Linked DNA regions of Homo sapiens: region 2 is linked to region 1. Evidence: read pairs that join two places in POLR2A ChIA-PET (ENCODE). Cell type or tissue: CD4-positive, alpha-beta T cell. All regions are shown on one strand. Links, peaks and the distances in the headings refer to the core of each region. The heading gives the core; the rest is flanking DNA. Region 1 overlaps LOC107985743 (a long non-coding RNA gene). Region 2 has its middle 4.0 kb from the start of ZNF326.

Region 1 (2,917 bases), core at 267-2,766:
TCCTATTCGGCCATCTTGGCTCCTCCCGGGCCAAGGCATTTAAGAGACAATCTGATTCTTCTATTCCTCTATTCCCCTGATGCAGAGACCTTGAACGCCATATGTTCTAGACATAACTGTAGGTGGAGCTTACATGAGCCCGTGGCAATACATTAAAGACATTTGACTATATTCTATTAATTCAAATTTGTATCAGCTACAAATTCATTTCCACCCAAAAACATCATTAAAGATTTAGGTAAATGTTGAATATGTCAAATTAGCTTGATTTAGCCATTCCACAATGAATACATATCAAAACATCGTGTTATACACCATATGTGTATGTGTGTGTGTATATGTATATATGTGTGTGTGTATATATATATGTATACATATAGTTTGGTTGGTTTTTTTTTTTTTGAGATGGAGTTTTGCTCTTGTCACCCAGGCTGGAGTGCAATGGCATGATCTCGGCTCACTGCAACCTCTGCCTCCCAGGTTCAAGTGATGATTCTCCTGCCTCAGCCTCCCAAGTAGCTGGGATTACAAGCGCCCGCCACCAGGCCCAGGTTTTTTTTTTGTTTTTTTTGTTTTTTTTTTTAGTAGACATGGGGTTTCACCATGTTGGCCAGGCTGGTCTCAAACTCCTGACCTCAGATGATCCACCCGCCTTGGCCTCCCAAAGTGCTGGGATTACAGGTGTGAACCACTGCACCCAGCCTAGTTTTTATTTATCAATTTAAAAAATATTTTAGTTAACTGCCTTGTTAAAATCTAAATACATGAAATCCCAAGAACCATGGTAATCCACTAAAGGTGTATAAGCATGGGCATGATATGATCAGATTTGCATTTTAAAGATGCATCTGGGTGGGGAGTGATTGGAGGGAACTAAGACTAGGAGCAGGGAGAAGAGCTAAGAGGCTGGTTCATGAGCATTTGAAAAGGGAACTGTGGTTATTGGAGCCAATGTGAGCTCACTACAACAAAGTTCTGTCAAAGTCACCTCTTTTTATTTTTGCTAGTGTTGCTAGACTGGTGTGTTAGAGAGATGACAAAGTTCATAGTCCTGAACTTCTTGCCTGCTGCTCAGTTTTGTCCTGCCACTCAGGTTTGTCCTGTCCCATTCTCCTTCTCTGTCCTCTAGCCACATGGACCTCTTTTGGTTTACTTCTGTGTCTTGAGGAGTCTCTCGGATGCTTTTGCAGAGGCTCTTCCCTCTGTTTAGAATGCTTTTCTACCCTGTCCTCTTTTCCAGGCTAATTTCATGCTTTAGATCTCAGTTTTTTCAGAGAGACCTCCTCTGATTCCCCAAAACTAAGTTAGATCCCCTTGCTTAAATCTTCATTGCTCCAACCCCTTTCAAAGCATTCAGTGCCACTGTAATCACTTCTTACAAAATCACTTTTTCTTTTGACACTAAAAATTCCTTGAGTACAAAGGCCACTTCTGTTGTGTTTACCATTAGGAACTTAAAATAGTGCAAAGTAGGTGTTCACATTTGTTATATAGGATTATCTAATCATTTGTTCTGGAAATGTGTCAGAAACCTGTGCTAAACCATGTGAACTACAGATTTTAGAATCTTTTTGTTCTTTGCCCTTCTCCAGATTCTGAGCATTTCCTCTTTCTTGCAGCATTTTTCAGAGATTACTGACAGTGGTTCTGTGTTGCAACAGCAAGTTCTCTCAGTTGTCTGGGTTGTCATTGCTTTAGTGCAGGGATCAGCAAACTGCAGTCCAGCGCAAATCTGGCTAGCAGCCTATTTTTGTAAATAAAGTTTTATTGGAACACAGCCATGCCTATTTGCCTATTTCCAAACTGTCGATGGCTGCCTTCACACTATAACAGCAGAGTTGAATAGTTTCAACCAAGACCATATGGCCTGCAAAGCCTAAAATATCACTTCTATAGAAAAAAATTGCCGACCCCTAGTCTAGTATAAATATTTGAGCTCATTTAAGACAGCTAGTGATTTCTTTGTATTACCTCATCAATATTTGACTTCTTTTCATCTTTGCCCATCTTTGATCTGCCTTTACAATTTGGAAATTATTCTATTGAAGAATTCAGAACAAAATCAACAGCTGCTGCCCATAGTCATCTGCTGACGTAAATCTTCTGCCCCATGTGGTGCCTGCTCCACGTTGTTCTCTTTGCTCTATATATGTCTAACAAAGCCCATTTTATTGCCCTTAGAATTTTTATAAAATGTATTTCACACTCTGCTTCTTTTTGCAGGTTATATTCTGTCTTTATTATGCACTCCTCCTTCCTACAATTCTTCATGACCCTTTAAGAACTCACCAAAGAGCTCTCTTGGTAGCCAGACACTCCCTTTGTTCAGAATCACTTCCACTTGTGTTATCGGAATTTTATTTTTGAAAGTCATCTATCTCTCATTAATGAGTCTTTAGATCAGGTCTTTAGATTATACCTGTGAGTTTTTCTTTCTCTTTTTCTGAAATATCCAAATGTTTCCATGAGAGTTTTGAGGGCATGTCAGAAGTCCAGATATCCTTAGCCATTTCAAACTCTCGGATGACAATCCATTCCACTTCTATTCCTCCTCAACCAGTTATTCTGCTTGGTCAGTGTTATGGTTACATTGTAGTCCCTCAAAAAGATATGTTGGACCCCCAGTACCTCCAAATATGAGTTTATTTGGAAACAGGGTCTTTACAGAGGTCAAGTTAAACTGAGGTGAAAAGGGTGAGTGTCTGTGAGCACAGGGTTCTGGGAAGCATAGAGACAGATGCCTGACTCAGAGTCTGAAGGCTGGGAGGTAGAGAGGAACGCCTTGTGGAGAAACTTCTGTTTCAACTGAGACCGAAAACAGTGAAGAGTGTTTAGCAAAGGCACCACTAGCAGTGCTCTGGAGGAGCTGGAGCCTTCCCTGTGATTTCTGTTATTCCCCGCACCCCATCCCCAGCAA
Region 2 (2,917 bases), core at 307-2,806, 240 kb after region 1:
CTTCAACATACATAGTGACAATGTGCTATGTACAGGCCATACAAAGGGTTGCAAAGAAGGGTCTCCACACTCAAAGAGTGTGAACAAGAAGCAAGGCAAGGATATAACTAATTCACTCACTAATTATAGCAAAAATCCAGCTGTGATAACCACTTATAAGGTTACAGAGAGTGAAGGGGATTCTGATTAAGAACTTCGGGAGAGGTTTACAAAGAAGCAACATTTATACTGAGCCTGAAGAATGGCAAAGGAAGAGAGGAAACATGATAGAGGCAGAGAGTTCAACATGAGCAAAGTCCGGGAAAGTGAAAATACACAGCTTGTTCGGGGAACAGCAGATGGGCCTGTGTTGTTAGAGCAGAAGGAATGTAGGCAGGTGGTTAGGAGATGAGGAACAAAGGTCCCTGGCTCCTCAGGGAGTCCACTCACTTAGTTCTTCTCAGGTTCCAGGGTGGGGCTTCTCTGACAACTCCCTCAGGATCAGGTCCTAGGTGTAACCTCACATTTCCTCCTTCTCCCAGAAGTCTTCTCTTGACTTCAGCCCTATATCCTTTTACATCTTCACATAAAAAGCCCTATTCTTTTTTATTTTACTTCGGACTTTGCCGGTCTGGCATTATTTACCTGCCATCTGTTGTAAAATATATGGAAGATGAAATGGCATGAGACTTTGTACAAAGCATTGGCCCTTTAAGATAAAAATCTGCGCCTAACAAAGTAAGAACAGGACAGGCAGCCTAGCTAGACTGTGGGGGGTAGGGGGTGGGAGAGAGATAACTGTGAAGTGAGAAAATGATGCTTGGTACATAGTTGGTGTTCAGTCAATATTCGTTTAATAAATGAATTAGGAGACAGCTGGATAGTCTCATGTATTGTGAGATATCTCTGCGGTATGGCCATCTGCCTCTGGAACAGCACCTCCTATTTGGGAAAGAGGAGGGAAACAGGAAGGAAAGGGAGAAAATATATGTGTATTGTGGCTTTCCATGCATTTGTGCCAAGGTCAGGTTTGTTTCTAAGTTAGGAATTCCTTGTCTGGCAGTCTTCTCTTTTAGGGAAGAGGGGCGTGTGTGTGTATGTGTGTGTGCACACACATACACACATGACACACAAATACAATGACCCAATATTTATTCCCTTCTAGTCATGCCAACACCTAAAGACCTCAGGCTACAAAATCATTTCTTTGCCAGAGGAAAACGGGGGGAAAATTATAAGAAAAAAAAGCTAAAAACATTCAGTGAGAACTCAGTTTTCTTGGTAAACATATATATTTGGCACTTAAGATGCAAAGAAGTCTTGATTCTAATCCCAAAGAGCTTTTAATGTGGGAAGACATAAAGCCAGGGTATTTAATGCATGGGAGATAGTGCAGTCACAGAACCCAAGGCCTTCCTACTCCACGTGTGGCTCCACCAGCGGCAGCATCTCCTGGAAGTTTGTTAGAAATACAGACTGTCCAGTTCCACCCAAGACTGACTGAATGTGATTTTTGTCTTAACAAGTCCCTAGGTGAATCATTTGCATGCTAAATATTTGAGAAGTACTGACCCAGGGGGTGGGGTTGGGATCTGGGACTGATTCTTACAGGAAATAAATCCTGAGCTGTGTTTTGAAGATGAGTACGGTTAACCAGGTGGTGTTCCAAGCAGAGGAAACAACATAAGCAAAAGTTCAGTGGTATGAAAAAGCACAGGGGTGTTTTGGGAACCTGTCGCCTAAAATTGGTAATCAAAAGAGAGAGTGTGGGAGAGAGGAGGCAAGGGAAATGCAGAGAGATGACGCAGTTCAGGCAGTGGCCAGATCCTGCTGCATGTGTTCTAGGGTAAGGAGATTTGACTACACCTAATCCTTGACAGAGACGCATGATGACATGTTGAGATTTGCATTTAGATCACTGCAACCCTGAGGAGGCTGAAAGACAGAGAGATTAATTAGGAAGCTGAGGCAATAGTTTTGGAGAGAGATAATGAGAGTCTAAACTTAGGTTGTGGCAGTGGGGATGAAGAGGAGGGGGCAGGTTTAAGATATTTTAGGCACTAATAAACAGATGAAAGACTTCAGAATGGATTGGAGGTGGGAGGATGAGGGAGGGCTGAGTTTTGACTAGATGACTCGTAAGCTGGGATTAGTGTGTGGCTGTTCATGATGCCACTAACAGAGATGAAAGGATACAGGAGGACGAACAGGTTTGAAATTATGAGTTCAGTTTTCAAAATGTTCAGCTTAGGTGAATATAAAACATGTATAGATGGTCTCTGACTTACTATGGTTTGACTTTATAGCTGTGTGAAAGTGACGTGCATTTAGTAGAAACTATAATCCAATTTTGAATTTTGATCTTTTTGCAGGCTAGTGACATGAAGTAGGATACTCTTTTCCAAGGCTGGGCAGCGTCTCCCAGTCAGCGATGTAATCACAAGGGTAAACAACTGATATTCTACAATGTACTGTGCTGCCAGATGACTTTGCCCAACTGTAGGCTAATGTAAATGTTCTAAGCACATTTAAGGTAGGTTAGGTGAAGTTATGATGTTCAATAGGTTAGGCATATTAAATGCATTTTTGACTTGTGATATTTTCAGTTTATGAAGGGCTTATTGGGATGTAACCTCAAGTAAGTGGAGAAGTATCTGCATAGAAGGGAAAAAAGGAGGAAACAAGAAAAGGGTGGAGAACAGGGTGAATCAATCAGGATGGAGGAGGAAAAAATGCTCTGCCCATTTCCGGGGCAACAGTAATACACATAGTGTATCTGTGAGCTTTTCTTGTAGTTGTATTTCCAGAGGTTGCCTCCTTGAAACTTGGTTCCAGCAACTGGGTGGACCCTGAAAAAAGGTAAATAATTTGATTCATGGTTTCCTATCTGGTGATCAACTCATTGTTGCCACCGTTTGCTCTATGAAAAAAAAAAAGT

What was found. ChIA-PET counts read pairs that join two places held together with the same protein. Peaks named below come from ENCODE experiments on the same cell type or tissue, not always from the same donor. Only the 100,000 strongest peaks of a DNase experiment are listed, where the experiment ranks them.
Region 2: POLR2A ChIA-PET joins it to region 1 with 7 read pairs; 2 of 35 experiments call an interaction of 5 or more read pairs at or near these places.

What each region holds. Positions count from the first base shown.
Region 1 is chr1:89,753,027-89,755,943 of GRCh38, forward strand. All of the region lies in intron 2 of LOC107985743 (a long non-coding RNA gene), which reads left to right. Among named protein-coding and RNA genes, the nearest start is that of LRRC8D, 67 kb to the right of the region's middle. In CD4-positive, alpha-beta T cell, for the core only: no CTCF peak of the experiment used is centred there; DNase peaks (open chromatin) are centred at 1,675 and 2,075; H3K27ac peaks cover 1,535 bases.
Region 2 is chr1:89,989,634-89,992,550 of GRCh38, forward strand. No RefSeq gene overlaps it. Among named protein-coding and RNA genes, the nearest start is that of ZNF326, 4.0 kb to the right of the region's middle. In CD4-positive, alpha-beta T cell, for the core only: no CTCF peak of the experiment used is centred there; no DNase peak of the experiment used is centred there.